2 separate regions of the Homo sapiens genome follow, and region 2 is linked to region 1. Evidence: chromatin loops called from intact Hi-C (ENCODE). Cell type or tissue: PC-9. All regions are shown on one strand. Each heading gives the region's core, and the rest is flanking DNA. Links, peaks and the distances in the headings are about the cores only.

Region 1 (11,273 bases), core at 3,509-8,508:
TTTTATTTCCTATCCTCTTATTTTCTTCCAATATTTTATATGAAGTGTATTAGTCTGTTCTCACCCTGCTTATAAAGACATACCAGAGACTGCGCAATTTACTAAACAAAGAGATTTAATTGGACTTAGAGTTCCACATGGCTGGGGAGGCCTCAGAATCATGGTGGGAGGAGAAAGGCACTTCTTACATGGTGGTGGCAAGAGAACATGAGGAAGAAGGAAAAGCGGAAACCCCTGATAAACTAATCAGATCTCATGAGACTTATTCACTATCACAAGAATAACACAGGAAAGACCAGCTCCCATGATTCAATTACCTCCCACTAGGTCCCTCCCACAACATGCGAGACTTCTGGGAGATACAATTCAAGTTGAGATTTGGGTAGGGACACAGCCAAATCATATCATTCTGCCCCTGGCCCCTCCTAAATCTCATGTCCTCACATTTCAAAACCAATTATGCCTTCTCAACAGTCCCCCAAAGTCTCAGCTCATTTCAACATTAACCCAAAAGTCCAAGTCCAAAGTCCCATCTGAGACAAGGCAAGCCCCTTCTGCCTATGAGCCTGTAAAATCAAAAGAAAGTTAGTTACTTCCTAGATACAATGAGAGTACAGGCATTGGGTAAATACAGGCATTCCAAATGGGAGAAACTGGGCAAACCAAAGGGGCTATAGGCCCCATGCAAATCTGAAATCCAGCAGGGCAGTTAAATCTTAAAGTTCCAAAATGATCTTTGACTCCATGTCTCACATCCACATGGTCTTGGGCAGCTCCATGCCTGTGGCTTTGCAGGGTACAGCCTCCCTCCCAGCTGCTTTCATGGGCTGGCATTGAGTGTCTTTGGCTTCTCCAGGCACATAGTGAAAGCTATCAGTGAATCTATCATTTTGGGGTCTGGGGGACAGTGGCTCTCTTCTCACAGCTCTGCTAGGCAGCACCTCAGTAGGGACTCTGTGTGGAGGCTCGACCCCACATTTCCCTTCTGCACTGCCCTAGCAGAGGTTTTGCATGAGCACCTGGCCCCTGCAGCAAACTTCTGCCTGGGCATCCAAGTGTTTCCATACATCTTCTGAAATCTAGGAGGATGTTCCCAAACCTCAGTTCTTGACTTCTGTGCACCCACAGGTTCAACACCACATGGAAGCTGCCAAGGCTTGAGGCCTGCACCCTCTGAAGCCATGGCCCAAGCTCTATGTTGGCTCCTTTCAGCCATGGCTGGAGAAGCTGGGACACAGGGCACTAAGTCACTTGGCTGCACACAGCACAGGGACCCTTGGCCCTCTGGCTCATGAAACCACTTTTTCCTCCTGGGCCTCTAGGCCTGTGATGGGAGGGGCTGCCATGAAGGTCCCTGACATGGCCTGGAAACATTTTCCCCACGGTCTTGGGGATTAACATTAGGTTCCTTGCTACTTATGCAAATTTCTGCAGCTGGCTTGAATTTCTCCCCAGAAAATGGGTTTTTCTTTTCTATCATAGTCAGGTTGCAAATTTTCCAACTTTTGTGCTCTGCTTCCCTTATAAAATGGAATGCCTTAACAGCATCCAAGTCACCTCTTGAATGTTTTGCTGCTTAGAAATTTCTTCTGCCAAATACCTTAAATCATCTCTCTCAAGTTCAAAGTTCCACAAATTTCTAGGGCAGGAGCAAAATGCCATCAGTCTCTTTGCTAAAATATAGCAAGAGTCACTTTTACTCCAGTTCCCAACAAGTTCTTCATCTCCATCTGAGACCACCTTAGCCTGGACTTTATTGTCCATATCATTATCAACATTTTGGTTGAAGCCATTCAACAGGTCTCTAGGGAGTGCCAAACTTTCCCACATTTTTTTGTCTTCTTCTGAGCCCTCCAAACTATTCCAACCTCTGCCTGTTACCCAGTTCCAAAGTTGCTTCTGCATTTTCAGGTATCTTTTCAGCAATGCCCCACTCTACTGGTACAAATTTACTGTATTAGTAAGTTTTCATGCTGCTGATAAAGACATACCTGAGACTGGGGAATTTACAAAAGAAAGAGGTGTAATTGGACTTACAGTTCCACATGGCTGGGGAGACCTCAGAATCATGGCGGGAGGCAAAAGGCACTTCTTACATGGTGGCGGCAAGAGAAAATGAGAAAGAAGCAAAAGTGGAAACCCCTGATAAACCCATCAGATCTTGTGAGACTTACTCACTATCACAAGAATAGCACAGGAAAGACCAAGCGCCATGATTAAATTACCTCCCACCGGGTCCCTCCCACAACACATGGGAATTCTGGGAGATACAATTCACGTTGAGATTTGAGTGGGGACATAGCCAAACCATATGATGAAGTATGTTGATGGAGACTAAACTACCTTTAGTGCATAGTTTGTATAATATTGAGGTGGAGTTATATTAATAGAACCGTAGAAACACTTGGCACACAGGTATCCCAGACCTGTAGCTGGGTTTAGTGCCCAATGAGATTTGGACCTCTCCTTTTTGGAGGAAGTGAACACGTTTTCAATTGCAAGGGATTTAGTTACATTGAGTTAGACTGGCCATTTTTGGGCCTAAAGGCATCTCTCACTTAAGTGAATGATTCATTCCTGAAAATCAGATATTCTGAATGAAAATGGTAACAAGGGGGCCTATTTATCATCGTTTTAAGTAGAAAAAAAAATGATGCATTAGATGTCAACACAAACCCCCCAATTTCCTGAAATACACTAAAAACATGGTAAAACACCCACATATAAGTAACAGACTATCACCTGCTTGAAGACTATATTGGGAAGAGCTCTCTTGTGGCCATGCAATGAGAGCAAGAAGTGTAGTTAGCTGTAGTAAGTTTTCAGGGTTAGAAGCATCAACTGCTGCTCAACCCAACCAACAAAATACAAAACCAAGAACATTTTTGAGTGGTAAACGTTGATTGAAATGTGACTGTGAACCAAGGACCAAGGATAGCGCCATCACCCTCATTGTACCTTCACATATATGCAGATAAATGTGTATTAAAAGCAGGAAAGAAGAACTTATCACAGTAGTGCCCCCCACCGCCTTATAGAAAAGTAGGTGATATTTTCTTCTTCCCTGTATCTTTTTGTTGCCAGATCCTGTTTTATTTTAATATTTTCAGATTTTGTTGTATTTATCTTGATTTTTAAAATATTGCATTAAAATGTTACTCATCTTGATTGCTAAGTTTTTTTTGTGTCCCCTTAAATTTTATGCCTAAGATGAGTAATTCACTTGCCTTACCCTAGTCCCACTGTCCCTCTGCCCATCACTGATATCCTCTCACAGCGTATACACCTTTGTGATGGTGTCGGTTCTTCATTCACTGTCATATAAGCTACCTAATATGGCCCCTGGTATCTTGTAGGAACTCAAAGCATCCTGGTTGATAAATGGACATACAATTATTTAATAGTAATGATAACAGAGCACAGGGGACGTGTCAGTGTCCTTGCTCATTGGCTTGTGGGCCCTGACTTGTACCTCTGCCAGATGTCCAACTCCTGCCTCACCAACATCTGGTATGACCTACTCGATGTGACAGAGCCCTTTCTGCCTGGTGCTGCCATTCAACCTGAGACTCCAGCTCAGCCTGATCCCTAGTCTCCTGGCTGAGCCCTGATCCCTGCCTGACGCCTGCTCCCACTGGGAGTGCTGGGTCTGGTTCTTCTGCTGCTCCAGTCCCTGTCTGCAGATCTCCTGAGCCACATCGTCTGAGGACATCAGCTCCTCCCATCCTGAGTGTGAGCTGATCTACTTCCAAGCTGACCCGATGGCTCTTCCTCGAGAGCTCATTTGTCTGGACCTGTCTGAATGTGATTTCCCCATTTGGACACTTGGCATGGGTCTTCCTGCCTTCCTTCAGTCTTGTCTGATTTCTCCCTGTAGCCTGTGTGATTTAGATCCTAGCCATGCTAGCCTAGTGTGCCTTGTGCCCAAGTCCTCTTGATAGTAACCAAAAAGGGAAACAGCAGTGGCGTGGGCTCAGGGAGGCATTTTCAGTAATACAGAAGAAAATGGCAAGAGGTGAGTTTAGAAATTGGCAGCAACTTGGCGTGCTGCAAACAGTCTGAATTGAGTGGGAAAAGGCAGGGGATTTTGAGTCAGACAGATTGGGTTTGAATCTCAACTTGGGCGTTGAAAATCTGTGTAGCGCCGAGGAAACTGCTTAACCTCTCTAAGTTTCAGTTTTCTCATTTGAAAAGGGGTTCATTGAGCCAATGTATGAGAAATGTTCTTCATAAACTACATAGTTCAATATAATTTGAACTTTTAAATATCTACTGAATATTTGCTTTTACTGCTGAAGAACACTGTATTTCCTCATTATCAAAAGGTATTATATATATTAACATTAAAGCTAGAAGCTACTGTGCTTTTGTTATTTATAACTTTAGTTAAGTGTGAGTGTTCTCACTGCACTCTGCTTTTGAATGACTTCTTATCTTAGGTTTGGGAACTTTGTTATTGCAAATCCAGACAGAGTCAGTTCATTTTCATGGATATATATTATGTAAGTGCATATGCATCATAGAGGGTTTTATTTTAAGAAGTAGATCTACTAGGGATTTAATGACTGGATATCTGACACCATGACAAATGTTAAGCTCCAGATCAAAGGCAGCTCCATCCATCCGCAGAAGCCGGTCTTGCATGAATTAGCCATGATTCATCTCAAGAACAACATCTGTTGCTGTATTAGGAAAAATCCTGTGGTGTATCCTAGCAATTTCATATGCATTATTTCACTTAACTTTCTTAGGAGACCTATGAAGAAAGTACAATGATGAAGAGCGCACAGTGGTGAACTGGTACAACAAACCCACTTTACAGTTGAGGAAATTAAGCTCTGAGGCTTGGCGTGCCTAAGTCATTGGTGCGTGAGGAGTACTGGTCTTCTCCCATCACCATATTTTCAATATGTCCTATGACCTGTGTGTGTTCAGGTGGGAGGCTGAGAAGCACAACCTCATCCTCTGTGTTGGTCATCTCTTTGGTTATAGGGTGGCACTGAGTAGTGGTGTGACTGGACATGTAGAAGTTCTCCTGACAGATCTTTCTGGGATCAGGGATGATGCTTTAGTGTATCCCTAGCCCTGAGCACAGGCACATACAGGAATTAAGTGATAAAAGCCAGAAAAAGAGCTGGCTAACTCTTTTCTTTGGCGGACCATTCAAAAGATGGTAGGGCTATGGCTTAAGCACTTTCATAAGTACAAATTGGCTTGTGGAGTATGAAACTTGTTTTATTAAAACAAAGCAGGATTAACATTTTCTTGGGATTAGTATTGTTATTGTTTTTGGTCCTATGAATTGTCCTTAACCTCAAAACTGTCCATATGTGGTAGGTGCGCGGTGTTTTTTCTTTTGTTTGTTCGTTTTTTGATGGAGTTTCGCTTTTGTTACCCAGGCTGCAGTGCAGTGGTGCAATCTCGGCTCACTGCAACCTCTGCCTCCTGGGTTCAAGCGATCCTCCTGCCTCAGCCTCTTGAATAACTGGGATTACAGGCACCTGCCACCACACCCCACTAATTTTTTGCACTTTTGGTAAAGACGGGGTTTCACCATGTTGGCCAGGCTGGTCTCGAACTCCTGACCTCAGGTAGGTGATCGACCCGCCTTGGCCTCCCAAAGTGCTGGGATTACAGACATGAGCCACCATGCCCGGAGAGGTGGGTTTTTAAGGAAGTTTTTGCAGCTAGAATTTCCCTGAGGTTTTCACCCAGATGCATGGCATTCCTGAGCCGGTTGAGGATTCTGAAGTGCCATAAAAAGTATTACTGGACCATGCCACGATTGCCTCACATTCGTAGCACTGGAGGGTGTGTGTGTGGTTTTCAAGCACATGTGCATGACCTCAGCTAAACTGATAAACATCATGAGTCAGAGAGGCAGGTAGAGACAGGTTCATTTCATTGACAGGAAACCGAGGCAGCTTGGGGCCATATCCAAAGGCATATGAAGTGGACATGTTGCAGGACTCTATGCTTCTGGTTCTGTATTTCCCCCAGCACTGCGGGACAACATTGTTGTTTGGGGTGAGCTGCCTACTTTGAGATCATTCCTATCACTGCGTTCCACTCAGCGGAGGATCTGAGGAAAATAAGTAGAGCTAAGTCTAGCTGCCACTACCCACCCATCTCACTCCTTTCTTTCACAGCAGTAGCCCTGGGAAATGCAGTGGACACAGCGCGTCTGTTCTTCATCAAGGCACTTGACAAGCTTTTTATGATCTACTTGTGGACACACTGCAGAAATGTGGGGTAGAGGCTGGGATAATTAGGAGGATTACTAACTGGCTAATGGTGTCCAAAGGAATCATTGACTCAGTAACCCAAAGGCTTTTGATCTTGTTTTCTAGGACTCTGTCCCTGATTCTAGACTGTTCAGCATTTTTATTAGTGCCATGAACAGAAATACAGAAGTTGCCATTTCCTCAATTACAAGGGTCATGGTAGTGGGAGGGAGAGTGGAGAGACCTTGATTGAAGCAGTCTGAATCAATAAAAGTACATTTTAATATGCATAAGTATAAATGCTTTTATTTGCATCCACCTACCCCAAATCCCACAAACTACTTCCCAATATAGGACAAAGTAATAGTTATTTAGTGGTAGCATGTTGCAAATATCTTAACAGTTTCAATCCATGTCAAATCAGTTAAATCTGAAATTAACTTGCACTATGATGCACCCACTGAGAAGCTAGTGTGATCTCACACGAGTTTATACAAATATGGTACTTAAGGGCAGGTTTGATTCGAGCACAACTGGGGAATTTCCACTCTTTAGGAACTGTAGGATGCACAGGGCGGTGTGCTGAGAGTGTGGAGGAAGTGCCAGTCCCTGGCCTGTGAAGATGGCTGAAGGAACAAAGTTTTTCCTCCTGGCAAAGAGAAGATGTGAAGGTGAGAGGTCACTGGTCATTTCCTTCATATTTGTGAAAGGCTTTCCTAGAGAAGCAAGATGATTCTTACCGAAAACCAGGTGGGTAGATGATAGAAAATGAGGTGGCTCTGCAGCACTGGGGGTGGTTCTCCATTCCAGATGCATTTGAGTCCAGACTGTGTAAGCACTGGGGAGGGAAGGCTCCACAGGGGCTGATGACCACATGACTTTGATGTTCACAGGAGAGTTTACTCAGGAAATGCTCCATGGCAGAGATGAAAGTCACGCCAAGCTTTGAAGAATGAGGCTTGGATGCAGGGATGCTTGAAGTGTCTCTAGAAGTCATTCAAGCGGCAGAAAAAGCAGCCTGGTAATGAGTTGAGAGGCAGGAGAATGTGAGGGCTATGCATATGAATATTCTAGTTAAAATTGTATTTGAATCCAAACTCTGCCACTGGCTAACTTGGCAACCTTGGGGCTGTAACTAGAATAATGTCCCCATGAAGACATCCGCATGCGGATCCCTGGAATCTGTGAATATGGTACATTACATAGCAAAAAGGAATTGAGGTTTAATGAAATTAAATTTGCTAAACAGCAGAGAGATTTTTCTTGGATTATCTGGCAGGCCCCATGTAATAACATGGGCCCTTAAAGGTGGGAGAGGAGACAGATGAGAACAAGAGGGGCTCAGGGAGCAAGGTGTGAGGCTCAGAGAGAAGCAAACCCAGAGAGAGGCTCTGTTGCTGGCTCTGAAGGTGGAGGAAGGGGCAGTGAGGGAAGGAATGTGTCAGCCTCTAGAAGGAAAAGACACGGAGGAAACTCTCTCCTAGAGCTTCCAGGAAGAAGAGCAGTCCTGCTCCACCCTGATCCCCACTCATTGAGGCCATTCCAGACTTCTGACTTCCAAAACTGTAAAGTAGTAAATCTGTGCTATTTTAAGCACTAAGTTTGTGAAATTTGTTAACCGTCAAGAAAAAAAAAAAAAACTAATGCATTTGGGTTAGTTTGACCTTTGTGAGTCAGTTTTTACATGTGTAAAGTAGAGATAGAAATAATATCTACTTCCCAGGATTCTTGCAAGTAAAGTAACTAATACCCTATTTGACATATTATATATATTCAGTAAAAAGATAGTCATCATTATTTCTATCAAGACAGTTTTATTTGTGAGGTTCCCCTCAGCATCATTTAGCTGCCATAAAAAAACTGCAACAGCAATTAACATATTCCTCCCCCACCTTGTGGGACCTCCTAATACTTTGCTTTCTTTCCTTGAATAAGGAAACGTCACCACTAGGATAGAGATCCACAGCTACCTGACTCCTTCATTCCAATTTCTGGGGAAACACTGACTGGCCCAGCTGCCCAGTGTGGGTCAAATCCCAACTCACCCTAACCAGATTACTGCATGGATAACAGGAAAGGACAATCCTAGAGAAGTGATGCTGGTCAAGCTGTCTGGTCTAGTCTAGAGTCCACTGCTGGGCTGCCTAGTACACACATAGGTGTACACACTCACACACACACACACTCATGCACATATAGACAGACACACACACACACACACCAGTCATTGCATCTGGAGGTAATATCACGGAAACACACACACACACCAATCATTGCATCTGGAGGTAATATCACGGAGCGGCTGCAGCTGTCTACGTACAGGATGGTATATAGTACCAAAATGTAAAAACCAAAATGGTAAAAACCATTTCTCCCCAGACACAGTCTTGATACAGTCCAGATGTAGCTCCTTACAGCCTGCAACCTGGGCATAACTGTCCATCACATCTGGTGTGAACTGGTAGAGAAAAGCAAGGTGGAAATGTTACCCGCACTGTACATCGGTCGAAGGTCCCGAGCACAGGCTGTTTTCTTCTGGACAGAAAAAGTGACACACGCGTCCTTGTTGACATGTTGCCCTGGATGTGAACTGAACTCCTTAATAAGTCTGTCTGGTGGGCACAGCTTCTGCCTGATTGAATGACTTCTGTGTTCCAGTGTGCTTCTGGGCCAGGCTTAAGAGAGAAAAAGAAGTGTTTTCATGTGATGTGTATGTATTTGTGCGCTACTCATCTTGGAGAGTGATGGAAAAATCTCAAGACCCTCTTAGCTAAGCTTGGGAGTTTTCTGGTGACATAACTACCTTTAATATTACTAAAATTCCTTTCTCTTCTATGTGTGAAGAATACGTTTATAAGTTTTCAATGCCAGAATTGTTGGATAAGTATGATTTTTATTCACCATGACCCACTAAAGTAAACTGTCCAGAGCTTTGGGGCATTTTAATTTCTTTAGTTCTAAATTTAATAATCTGCAGGAGGTTTGTGTGGTGAAAAATAAACAGAAGTGAGAGTATAGTTGAATCTGTCCCTAACGTGCCCTGGACTGTAGTCCCAGCCTTCTCAGGCTACATTCAAATCAAATTTTCTTATGTCCATTTTTTCAACTTCATTTAACATGAACTTATTGAATGTCTACTACGTTTCAGGCATTGCTGTAGGCATTGTAAATATAACAAAACAGACAAGTTTCTGCTTTCAAGTAGCTTACCTTTTAGTGGAAGGACACTGAATAGAAAGGGCAAGCTGTTCAGCAAAATCCAGTCTCCTCTACTTTGGACACACACCAAAACTCTATTTCCCAATATTTCTTAAAGTTATGTATGATCAAATTACCAAGCCCTTTCCAACCCAACGAGCAAAAGTGATGTGTTCCGGACCTGGACAATGAACACCTCCATGTATATCCCTTCATGACTATTAGCTTCTGCTTACTGGATTCAGAAATGATGGAGCCACAGAATGGAAGGAGTGTGGATCCCTGAATGACTGCATGGAGGAGAACCAACCTGCCAACTTCAGTATCTACCTAGGACTACTAGGTGAGCAGGAAACAAAGCTTACTGTATTGAGACATTACATGCTTGAATCTATTTGGTATAACATCAGTTTAACCTACTCTGAATAATATACAGAGATGGGCAAAGAAATATATTCTGTGTTGAGTGGTGATAAGTCTAGGCATAAAAATATAGCAGAGCAGGAGAAGTGAGAGTAATGTGCATGTTCATGTGTGTTTGTGTTTTATAAATGGTGCTGAGGAAGACCTTCCTGGAAATAAATCATTTGAACAGACAATTGAAGGAAGCGAAGATATGAGTCAGCCCTGAAAATCTTAGGCAGAGGAGAGAGGTGCTGAAGATGAAGGAAGAACCCAGGTAGGAGCCCCACAAACACTAAGGCTCTGAGATGGCTGTGTTTGATTGGGGCCCAGTGGAGCTATTAATAGCATCCTGAATTCCTCTGACTCTTCCTAGAGAGCCTTATTCTAATGACAAGGATCTCTTATTTTACTTGTTGGTACTTCAACTTTAGCTTTAGAAATGGTTAAGTTTTGCAAATGGCCTATTTATCTGAAACTTAGCAGTATTATATTGCTGGAAATCAGGAGAAAGGACTTCCCTTAATAAATAATATACTTGCCCTGCTGTTATTTCTCTCCCCCTCTCTCTTTTTCTTTCATTTTTGCTTCCAGGCAGTAACCTTGGATCAAAGCTCGTATTCTCATTTAGATTCTTACTAAAGGCAGTAAGAGGCAGTCAACACATCTTGATTCTATGACATTTGCCAAAAAATATTCTAAAGCATTGGCCTCAGTAGGCTGTTGGTTTAACAGGAATTACCAGCTTTCTTCCCAGGATGGAGGAATCTTGAGAACTATCATCACCCTCCTCCCTGCAAATTCAGCCAATTCCATATGTTTGGGTCAGCTACTTGCAATTAATTTCTGATTTTTCTTAGTTATAAATATTTTGCCTACAAGTAATAGAAACCACTAAGCAATAGGGGAATGTTTTTGACAATTACTCAGTTAGCTTATGAATTTAAACATGAGATGCATAGACTAAACACCATCTGGGGCTGTTTTCCTGTATAAATAGATAAATAGGTAAGTTTCTGTTTATTCTTCATGCACTTGCTTCACCGTGATATATGCATCCAACTGGGACACAGTAAATGTGGCATAAATTATATTAAGGAAATCAAATCAATGAAAAGGATATTTGCAAACTAAGAGAAAGACTGAGGAAAGGAAGAGCAGGGTAGCAAGAACAACCAAGTTTTGAGACATGCGCTGGAGATAAGGAGGGGGTAACATTGATGTCAATGATATATAAAAAACGCACAAAACCTTTTGCATCACTGTTTTCACACTGCATGGGATAATTGTTGAGAATATTGCATACAAGTTAATGCCACTGGCTTTGGGGTCCAATTGGCTAGTGTTCTAGTGCCAGATTTGCCACTTACGGGCTGTGCATCACTGAGCAAATCACTTCACTTCATAGGGTTGTTGTAAGGATTCAAAATGCTTTAAAAATACATGCCA
Region 2 (11,273 bases), core at 3,723-8,722, 97 kb after region 1:
TCCTGCCTCCTCTTCCACAGTCTCATGAAGAGTGTCTCTAACTGAGCGTGCACGTGGTGCCTCCTGTGACAATACATTATTAGAATGGTTAGTGGAATAATACATATTGGTTGCATGCAATGGGGTAGATGAAACATCTCCTTTTGTGTCAAAAAAGAGTCCAGAAAAGAGGGATTATTTGCAGCTTTATAAGGAGCAGTTTCACAATCAGTTTGCGTGGGTTTTTATGTCAGTTTTATCTGGACTGAGGGGCCGGTGACTCCAGCCACATGGTGAGCACTGGTCTGGTTCATGCATCATAATCACAACACCATGAAGCTAATCGGTGACAGTGACACTGTTTGGCAGTGACCCTGCCCATTTCGCAACCTCGTTCCTCCACTTGAGTTCCCAGGCTCAGAGGAAACCATCATTCCATTGTACTCTTGGACTATAAAAAGTAGACTTTAATATGAGTGTGCGTACAACTCTCGACAAAAAAGAAACAGGATTTGACATGCTGTTTTGTAGCCCTTTCAATTCAGTAGAAAATTCTGCAGACAGCTCTCCAGGTGCAAGGTGTGCCTCCACATCAGCATGCGCATCGCCTGCCTGCCATCCCATCGCCCGGCTGCACTGCTCATTTGGTCAAAGCTGAAGGTTCAGGAGCCCCCCTCCATGGACCTCCCAAGGCTCTCTTGCTACTTTGTATTCCTAATTTTATGCTGTTTTCTTAAATAGGGGCTTCCTAACATGTATCCGCCTCATGCCCCACAAAAGATGTTTTCAGAGCCATTTTCCATTTGTTTATCTGCACCATGTAATTCCATTCCACTCCTTACCCTTTTTTTCTTCCCTGTTTTCAGGAAGCAACACGCCAGGTCCTGTCACCTGTCAATCACACTGGGAGAGTGCAACTTTTCTCTTTCAGTGTGGGGAAACAAGCAGTGCCCACCCACATGCAACAGGGGGGCCCCTGGGTGGGTTCAGCCGTGCTGACGATGTGGCTCCCAGGATGACATGGAGATCCTGTGTGCCCTCATTGGGGTAGGTAAAATAAAACAATATCTCTAATAGGAAAAACCCCTACTTGGAGGCTATATAGGTAGAGTCCCAGAATCAATGGTTCTTGACCCTGGCTCCACTGAAGCACGGGAAGCTTTAAAAACACCATACCCTGGTCATGCCCCAGAGCAAGCAAATCAGAATCCCCAGGCAGGGCCCAGGCATCAGCATTTTTAAACTCTCCAAGTGACGCCAGTGGGGAACCCAAAGTGAGAACCGTTTCTACACAGAGACTCCACCTGCTACAGAGGAGCTAGTGGTGTTCATAGCAGCCATGAGACACTGTGGCAGGATAGCGGAAGAAGGGACAAAAGGTCAGTGCAGAAGGCTCCCAGACCTGGTTCTCCACCCTCCGACTGAAGGTGCCCTTCTGAGCCTTCCCCAAGTTTTCTAGAAGGAAACCAAGAAAGAGGCTTTCCTGCTGGGAAGAAGAGAATGGACTGAAGATTTCTCATTCGGATATTCATGTACATGGACCACAGCCTCCTGTGTGTTGTTACAAAGCTTATGATTCTCTTAGGTGTTCTCTCTAGTTCTTAACAATGAGGACACCTGTGTTCCAGCCTTTGGAGTTGTGAAGTCTAGCCAACCTCAGAAAGCTCAGCCAATTCAAACAGATTTCATTCTAAAGTAGCATGGAACATTCTTCCTCTCCACCCAGAATTAGGGGTGTCTTCCCTTTGGTACAACCAATTATCAAAACAGCTTCTGATTGGTTTCAATCACCAGTGGGTTTGAAGCTTATTAATTGGTCACCGCTCTAGGCCTTTCCCCTGAGGACGATCCTGAAACCATCAAGCTGGGCAAATCCAGGGGCCATCCCCTTCCTTTTCCAATTACCTCCTCTGTGCAATTGCCTCTGTGAACACTAACTGGCACTGGCTGGTGGAGAATCCGTTCTCTAGACATTTGATATGTTACTCAACCCTTTGATTCATCTTGATTTTTTAGGATCATTAATAAAATAAAATAAAATAAAATAAAATAAAATTCCCCCAGAAAGAATGGAAACCCTCCCTGTGTGCTCTTTGATTTTTAAAGTAGGATGCAGAATCACATTTCCAGTCCATGGGGAACAGCCTCGGGTCTCCGGGCAACACTGCTAAGCAGAGAAAAAGCTTTGAATTACAAGGGTTTTAGTGCTGGTTTCAGAAAAATGTGGAAGCAGAGAGGCCAACTCGAGAACGGGCATGTTTCACTCAAAGCCCCATCTGAATCAAAAGCGTACGTGATAATGACTCCTTTTCAGCACTGTGGGTTTGGTGACTTTTCCAGTGAGGAGCTAGCTAGTTCATGGTGGGTTCTGTTCACAATGAATTAGGATTTAGAAACCAGCAGGAGGTGAGGTTTGACAGAAAACATTTGGTCACATTCATGCAAAATTACAGGAGTAATCGAAACGAGGCTTCATGGTGAGAATTTTCCATTTCCTTTAGAGGCAACATTAGATTCTTGCTAAAGAAAAGAGAAGGCACCCTTAATGACACCAGTGGGGTAATAAGTGGCTTCTTTTGCCTTCCTTTCATCATAGAAACTCGGATAATTTCCTAACGCTATCCAAGACAGCTGCAGTTTCCTACTGCACAGCTCCCAGAAGCCACAAAGAATGGCAAGTCTCACAATGCAGGACTTTCTCTGCAGCTCAAGGATCTCTCCCACGCCCTGTGCACAGGCGCAAACCCCTTCCTTGCAGGAATACTTCATTTCCTGGTATGTGGCTGAGCCAACAGAGCCAAAAGTCCAGATGTCACCCAACACTTACAAAAGCCGACCCGCATTCACAGCACCTGTGCTGGGTGCCGCAGGCCAGGGCTCCACCGCTCCAGAGAGATGCATCTTCACCATGTGCATGAAAGTCCAGGCTGGCTAGGGACTGCGGCACATGACTCCTTCATGCTTCCCTCCTGACACACCGACTCCATGCTGGGAATGAATTACTTTTTATTGCTGTCTGGGATCTTTTGCTTCCCCTCTGCCTTTTGTTGTTTCTTATATCAAGAGTGTCATGAATGGTGAGAGGGCCTCCCTCCCTCCACTTTTGGTGAGAGCAAGAAAATTATTATGCATGAGATGCCCAGGACACGACAGAGCCTGCAGACAGTTCCAGCCCCCCCATCCCCGGAGGAGATCTGTGATACAAATGAAAGAACAAAGCAAGGAAACCGACTTTGCAGATCAAGCCAAGAGGCTGAATGCCCCATACACCTGTGATCCTGACCCAAACTTCCCTGGGGGAAGTCAGTGCCTCCTCACGGAGCAGCACCTTCCACCTGTCCTCCAGTGTCACTGCGACATCAAGGCTCAGGGTTATACATGGAGTCCAGCCAAATGCAGAGGGTGTGGACTGTGGCAGGTCCAGGCCTTCCCTCCTGACCCGGGGTAGCTGGTGGGCTGGGAGAATTCAGCTCTCCAGTTCAGTGTGAAGGCCAACAGTGAAGCTATAGATTTGGGGATTGAGGTAGACTCAAAAAATGCTCCCCACGGCCAGATGCAGTGGCTCACACCTGTAATCCCAGCACTTTGGGAGGCTGAGACAGCGGGTAGATCACCTGAGGTCAGGAGTTCAAGACCAGCCTGGCCAGCATGGTTAAACACCATCTCTACTAAAAATACAAAAATTAGCTGGGCGTGGTGGCACGTACCTGTAGTCCCAGCTACTGAGGAGGCTGAGATAGGAGAATTGCTTGAACCCGGGAGGTAGGGGCTGCAGTGAGCTGAGATTGTACCACTACGCTCCAGCCTGGGACACAGAGTGAGACTCAGTTAAAAAAAATATATATATATACATATATATATATACACACACACACACACACACATATACACACACATATATCACACACATATATATACATGCATATATATACACGCATATATATATATATATATATATATATATATATAGAGAGAGAGAGAGAGAGAGAGAGAGAGAGAGAGAGAGAGAGAGAGAGAGAGTTCCTCCCAAAATTCCACATCCTAATCCCTGGAACCTGTGAATGTTACTTTGTGTGCTTCCCCTCACCCCCAAAATAAGGCTCTTTGCAGATGTGATTAAATTAAGCATCTTGAGATGGGGGGATTATCCTGGACTCACCAGGTGGGGTCTGAATGCAAACACAAGGATCCTTATAGGAGGGAGACACAGGGATACTTGATACGAGAGAGGAGAAGGCCACCTGAGCATGGAGGCAGAGGTTGGAGTGATGCAGGCATGAGCCAAGGAGCACTTGAAGTCACCAGAAGCTGACAGAGGCAGAGAGGAATCCTTCCCGTGACCCTCCTGGGGAGAACAATTCTAACACCTTGGGTTTAGCCTGCTGATCCTCATCATAGGCTTCTGGCCTCCACTATGATAGGAGAATAAACGTGTGTCATTTTAAGCCACCAAGTGTGGAGAAATTTGTTATGGAAGCTGCAGGATGCTAAGGAGGATCACACAGGATAGGTACCAGCATGGAGCATGGGGAGTTCACTTGCATTTGAGCGAATGATGGTGAGGATGCTACGGGAAAAAGCCAGTGTCAGAAATTGAGAGGTCACAGAAAGACAGAAAACAGGAGCAGGATTACAATCTCCCTCCTCAAGGGATCCAGCCCAATCCAGGTCTCCCTCTGATATTCTCAGGAGCCTGGTGATGGGCTCTGCATCCAACTGCCATGGCCCAAATCCTGGTTTCATCTCAACCCAGATGGGTGCACTCTAGGAAGCTGCATGGCCTCCTGGCCTCAGTCTGCCCTTGAGAGGAAGCTGGTGATACTAACAGCTCTTGTGAGCGCTTACGCAGCTGCTGAATGGCTAAACGCAGAAGGGAAAAGCGGCTCTTGTGAGATGGGAGCAGTAAAGTGATTTGCAGATGATAGAAGCAGCTGGTAGTGCCAAGGGATTGACTTTCAAGCAGCAGGAGTGACGGCTGGGAGGTGGCCTTGTGGAGAGAGGAAGCTACCGGTGCCACTTCATTTACAGCTCTGTCCAGAAAATTCTCTCCCTTCTCTCTCATGTCTCATGCCTTGGAGTCAGGAATTGGAGACTTTCACTGACCCCTCAAGGACTTCTATGGACCCTGCTTCCCCAAGATTCCACCTGGCTGGGCTAGAATTCCCCCCACAGGCTGCTAAACATGCCCCTGCCTGGTGCTGCCCACAAGAGGGCTGGCCTCTGCTTTCTGAACTCCCAGGCTTCGTACAGTGAGATGCAGTTAGCCACGCTTCTTCGTCCCAACAGCACGGTGAGGGTTAAGACCCAGCTGAGAGTTTCAGGCAACCCATGGAAAGGGCGTCACTGACCTTTGGGTATCTTAGATGTGGGCAAGGTGTGGACCCTGAGAAATGGAATGGGACAGGGCTGATGGGTCTGTAAGTGTGAGCTTCCTGTCTGAGGCTTGCGAGCCACAGGTCACCGCTCCACGTCCCCTGTCTGGGGAATGCTATCATCGCAGACTCATGGAAGATTGCTTTTCCTTGCCTGAAAGCAAAGCCATCTGAGCTCACTGCCCATTCGCTTTCCCCCTTCCTTGGAACTTGGGCAACTGCTCTTTGTCCCTTCGTTCTCTGGTGTTGAATTGCCTGGAAGCCTTTGGCAAAGGAGCTGAGGAAATATCCTTTGATTCCCAGAGATAATGGAATACCCATAATGTCCGCAGAAGGCTGCTCAGCTCTTAATTCAAATGCCAACAACATAAACACTTCCATTCTCTATGTTGAAGTCTTCAAAAGCAAAAATAGTTCTTCCTTAGGTCAGCAGTCCTTAGCTTGTGGTTGCACCCCCAGTGGGAAGTTCCAGTCACTTACAGAGTGGGAGGTGGGTGAAAGATTAGGAACAAATGTCCGGACCCTGTGGACTGGGAGAAATTCAGCTCCGCAGAGCCCCAGAGGCACTAAGGCTCAGTGTGACTCATCCCAGGGGCAGTGACAATAGCCAAAGGTCTGTGACCGCAAGGCAGCAAACCGGGTGACTCACCCTCAGGGCCTCCTGCTATCCACCCACAGCTTCTTGGTTATGGGTTCTCCCCTACCCCACCCCCAGAAGGGCCGGCCAGACAGGGTACCACCACATGCTATTTCCCACAGTTCCAAGACAGTACCCACGGCTCAGAGCCAGAGCCGGGCACGTGCATGAATGTTTTCAGATGACTTTTTTTTTTCCACTAAAGAGTTAAATGCTTGAAAGTAGAGTTCAGGCTTGGCCAACTCAGTTTAGAGCAAGAAATGGAAATGTTGTGGTTGTGTTTAAAGGGTAATTTTATTTCCCTCAGCGAAATAAGCCTGAGTATACCAGCCTTGGGAGGCCTGTGCAGGCCATTGAACTTCTAGAAACTTTAACAATCACCCTCGAAGGGCAATATTTCCTCTCCAGCCAGCCGGACTGGTCCTCCTAGGGCACTCCCAGAGCCCAGCTGCCTCACTGGTGGTGCGTGTCCTCCTGGAGGGAGGGAGACAGGGGCCCAGCTCCTCTGTAAAGACGGCCGAGGAATGCCTCAGGGTCCCTGTGGAGTCAGCTCAGTCCTCTGAGTTTTCTCACCCTGAGTCCTACCCGCACATTTGTATTTGTGAAAAGAGAAAAAAGGAAAGTCACTAACAAGGAGGAAGGCAGGTTCAATCCCTGCTTCCCTTCCCCCTTCCCTCTTATTATGTCTCCAGGTGCCACCACAGCTTGGAGGTGAAGCTTCCCAATGACCAGTGAGCAGAAGCCAGTGCTAACAAGGGAGGCAAAACTGGGACCAGGACCCTGGAAACATCACCTGGAAAAAGGGGCTTCTGAGGGGACCTGGGTGAGGCGCACACGGTGTCTGCTTCAGATTCTGAAGCTGCTCTGGGCTCAGGTGAAAGACAGCGTGGATGGTGTAGCGGGCAGTGGGATGCAGAGAGCCAGGTGTTCAGCATCCTAGCTCCAGGGTGACTCTTGCTCCAGTAGCACAGGCCTCCCGGCCAGCAGTGTTTGGTTGGTGAATGCTCTCGGACTTCCCTCTAAATCCTTGGAGACTTAAGACAGTGGCGGGCTTTGGTATTTGTGACTTTTTTCCAATGTCCCCCAACATTTTTGAAATACCTATTATATGCCAGATGTCGTTCTAGATGCTGGGGAAACAACGGCCACAACCAGAGTCCTACCATTATCGAGCTTATATTCTAGTCAGAAAAAACCATAGTAAAAGACAGCATGGTGGGTCAGTAAATTTCAGCATGTCTTTGTCAAAAGTCACACAGCTCCTTTGGAACTCTCTTGTCTTGCTCTCAGGGGCCCAGGAAGCCCTCCTCTCATAGGCTCAGAAGTGCCTGCTCTCACTGCCTGGCCTCTCACCACTCCCGGCACCTGGCAAGCAAAGTTGTGGCCAAGCCGGGGCATTGTCACAACCTGGCCAGGTGTGCACATGCTCAGGGCAGTGCTGACACACCAGACCCCTGCCACCTCGGCCTTCTCCGGACTTTGGGCACCAATGAGCATGGGAGAGAGGCCTAGGGGGCACCAAGGTGGCTAGACATGGGTCTGCAGGTGCCCTTGGCACGAACACTCTGGGCACTGTGGACAACATGATTGATGGCGGCAAGAGGCAGACAGGCTCCTTGGTGGAAAGGGGCTGGTTCCTGGTGAAGCCCCACCTTCAAACCAGGGATGGCCTGAAGCATGGAGGCCGGGCTGTCAGTTCCAGGTAGAGTCTGCAGACAGGAGTGAGAACTGATGGTGCTTTTTCCAGGCCTACCCCTAGCCACCCATGGACCAATCAGCATGCATTTCCTCCCTTCTGAGCCTGTAAAAACCATGAACTCAGCCAGACTAGAACAGAGGTCAGGACTACCAGCTGTGGAAAGGAGCTACCTACTGTGAGTCTCCTCTCTGTTGAGAGCTGGACACTCATCAGGAGGACCTGCCTGCAGAAAAGAGCTACCCACTTCGGGTCTCCTGAGAGCTGTTCTGTCACACAATGAAGCTCCTCTCCACCTTGCTCACCCTCCAGTTTTCCATGTACCTTATTCTTCCTGGACATGGGGCAAGAACTTGGAACCCACCAGATGGCAGGACTGAAAGAGCTGTAACACAAACAGGGCTGAAACACCCCCCCGCCCTGCTTGCCACATTGAGCAGGTGATGAGAGGAGAGCTAGAACCCTTCGGGGATCCCAGACCTAGGGGCTCCCCATGCCAGGGCTGTGACACCCTCTTTGGGGCTCTGCAGTTCCTGGCATCTCCAAGCTTCCAGGCACCACCATGTTCCCCTTGTCTAGATGCAGCTGCTCACAGCAGAAGCCACATACAGTATATCCGGTCCAGCTGCAGCCTCACATGGAGCTGACACCTGTGCTGTCACTATGCACCCTGTCACAGCAGCCAGTGTGCCTGGCTGTGTGCAGTGGCTGGACCCCATGTTTGCTCACACACCCTTTGCCACTCTGTGCCTGGCTTGCCCTAGGCAGGTGTGGAATCTGGGCCAGTAGCTTGGGCCAAGTGCAGCCTGCCAGGCTGAGTGGGCAGTAACAAGCCCAGTGGGCATGAGCAATACTCAGGCAGAAGGTGCCGCCAGCCACAGAGGTTTCTGGCTGGCAAAGCAACACCTTAAGGATCCTGTGACAACATCAAGGATAGAGAGAAAAGAATAACCAAGGATAATTCCCAGGTTTTTGGCTTGAGCAACTGTAAATTATAATTACATGAATAACAAAAAGTGGTGCCTGAAGTTGTTAGAGAAAATGTTAATTTCCCATATGTTAATTTTTAGGTTTGATTGTTATTCTTTACCAAGTCATTGATGACTCAGCATAGCTGCCATTGACACTGGGACCCTGTTGGGAAAAATGTGTTCTAAGAAAATCAGATTCCCTCCTCTAAGTCAAAGCAGTTAAGGTTAATTTGTAAAACACATCTCTGTGATAATGCAGCTGAATTATGAGTAACTCTTTTAACGAAAGCAAGCCTGGAAGGAACAGATCAATCCTCCAACCTCCAGGAGCTGTTGCTTAACTTCTTTACCCATCTGCTTTCCCTCTCCAAAACCAAAGGTTTAGTTTGATTTCTAACTAAAAGGCAAATTGAGTTAGTGTCTCACACACCCCTCCACTAGATAAGTTAATAAATAGTAAAAGAGCCCTAATTTAAAAACAGAGAGGACAGAGACAAGCTGGATAAAGTCCAGAATGAGTGATGGAGAGTGGACCCAAGTGCTGAGGTCCTTCTTATCCTTATAAACCTGTCCCCAACCCAGAAAACAAGGCCCTTCTTCTTGTTGGAGGCTTAGAAATATTTCTGCTGACACCTGGACTTGATGAGGAGGAAATAGCATGGGAGGAGGCAGTCTGCAGTTGTGGAAAATGCATGGAATTTGGAGCCAGACATAATTGGGTTCAATCCTGAGCTCTGCCTCTTATCGGTGATATTTTTGAAAAAGTAACTCAACTTCTCTGAGCCTCATCTGCAAATCCAGGTTATACAACAGACCTTATGGGCTGTTATCATGACTCATGGGTGTGTATACAAAGTACTTAGCATAGTGCCTGTCATGTTTGAATAACTAATAAATACTCCAACTCCACTCCAGACCCCCCAAAGAACTGCAAATTAATGACAGAAATCTAGAGATTGTGGAACACAGGAGTAATTTTAAATTTCTTTTTCAGATGGGAAAACCTCTTTGTAGAAATTCATGAGATGTCTAAAAATATGTACACATAACATTTATTGTCCCATGGAATTTTAAAAATCAAAATAGAGATCAAGAGACATCTGTTTTTCTACCATGGAAATACCATAAATATTTCCTTAATGTACGTCATGAGCATAAGAAAGAGAAGTTCACAGTAAATGGATGGAAATGTAGATACAAGCAAATTAACCCTGAACCTCAGCTTAATAAGTGCTCTAGTTCTCAGCAGTCCTTCTATTTGTCCTAAATTCCTCCTCCACACCATTTTCTCCACATGGTGAGATGAAAAGGGTATGGGTCAAACAGGACTCCTAGTAGGAGAATGGATAGTTTTTATGTGAGAACCACCTTTTGTAATTTTCTTATTTCTGTAAAATATTACTATTTTTACACTGAGGCATGTGGATTTTATCTACAATGTTGAAAACAGAAATTTCAGCCAAGTTTAAATACAAAGATAACTGCCTATCAACATGTTTTAGGTTCACGAATAAAACACATCAATTAGCATAGGTGTGATTATTTAACTGGGCAGAAGGAGCCAAAAAGTTCATGTGGAACATCCTCTGGAAACCTAAATCTAGGGAGATTCATCAACAAACCCTTCTACTGCATAATCTCCTGTACAATGTTTCTCTTTTGCCTTAGACTACCTGTACACTTCAGTACCCAGCTGCATGGTAGAGATGACTGTTCCCCAAACTTGTAACCTCCAGCCTGTTTGTTCTACATGGGAAAATTAAAAGAGCATGGGATTTGGAGCTAGGCAAATCTGAATGCTCAGAATCAGACTTCTCCTTGACTTTGGTTAATTATACAACCTTTCTGTAATAACTGCTACTGCTGTGTGAGATAACATGTTAAACTTCTGTGGTTTGTTACAAGTATCATTTCCCTCATGCTCATGAATCTACATGTTGAGTGCAGCTTAGCTGATAGCCTGGGACTCAGTGGGCAGCCCTGCTTCACGCTGTGGTTCAGCTGGGCATGGCTCTGGGCTTTGATCAGACTCAGGTCTGCGACGCGTGTTTTATTCTAAGGTTCAGGCTTCAGGGCAGTGGCCACTCAGGGGAAGCTCTTCTAATGGCAGGTCTCAGTGCATAAGAGCCAAGCAGACTGCTCAAGCATTGAAGGCTCATTTCACATCTGCCCACTTTCCCTTGGCCAAAGCATGTCCCACGGCCAAGCCCAACATCAATGTGGAGAGGAAATATACTCCTCCCAAGGAGCTGGATGGGGGCAAAGTAGGTAAATATTTGAGAACAATAATGCAAACTATCAGACTGCTTAAAGCCCTTCTGTGAAAATCAGAGACAGCACTTCCCACCTGCTAGGGCTGCTGTGTGAGTGTTGGATAGATATGGTGTCTGTCCAGTGGGTGGGGTCAGCATTGTACTGGTCTAGTTGTCCAAACACAGGAATAATGAATCAGCTTCACTTACACACAGAGCTTTTGTGATCTAACTTCCCTGGGGCCTTTTAAAGACATGCATCTGCTGCAGTGCCTGGGGGTGCTCATCGGGCTGAGGTCCACCCTTCCCCTACCAGCTCTTTCACTTTGTTTATATCTCCTTACCTCCCCACCTGACCCTCTGTGA

What was found. Peaks named below come from ENCODE experiments on the same cell type or tissue, not always from the same donor. Only the 100,000 strongest peaks of a DNase experiment are listed, where the experiment ranks them.
Region 2: it touches region 1 in a loop (5-fold over the local background); 10 of 110 quality-filtered maps call a loop at or near these places.

The regions. Positions count from the first base shown.
Region 1 is chr2:237,293,464-237,304,736 of GRCh38, reverse strand. It overlaps LOC105373954 (a long non-coding RNA gene), which reads left to right and starts at 5,884. Exons shown (of 4, transcript XR_924039.3): 1 at 5,884-6,895; 2 at 9,648-9,765; 3 at 9,989-10,101. In PC-9, for the core only: no CTCF peak of the experiment used is centred there; DNase peaks (open chromatin) are centred at 4,626 and 5,806.
Region 2 is chr2:237,196,888-237,208,160 of GRCh38, reverse strand. No RefSeq gene overlaps it. Among named protein-coding and RNA genes, the nearest start is that of COPS8, 120 kb to the right of the region's middle. RefSeq lists an enhancer at 6,746-7,417. In PC-9, for the core only: no CTCF peak of the experiment used is centred there; DNase peaks (open chromatin) are centred at 5,930 and 6,330; H3K4me3 peaks cover 1,147 bases; H3K27ac peaks cover 2,183 bases.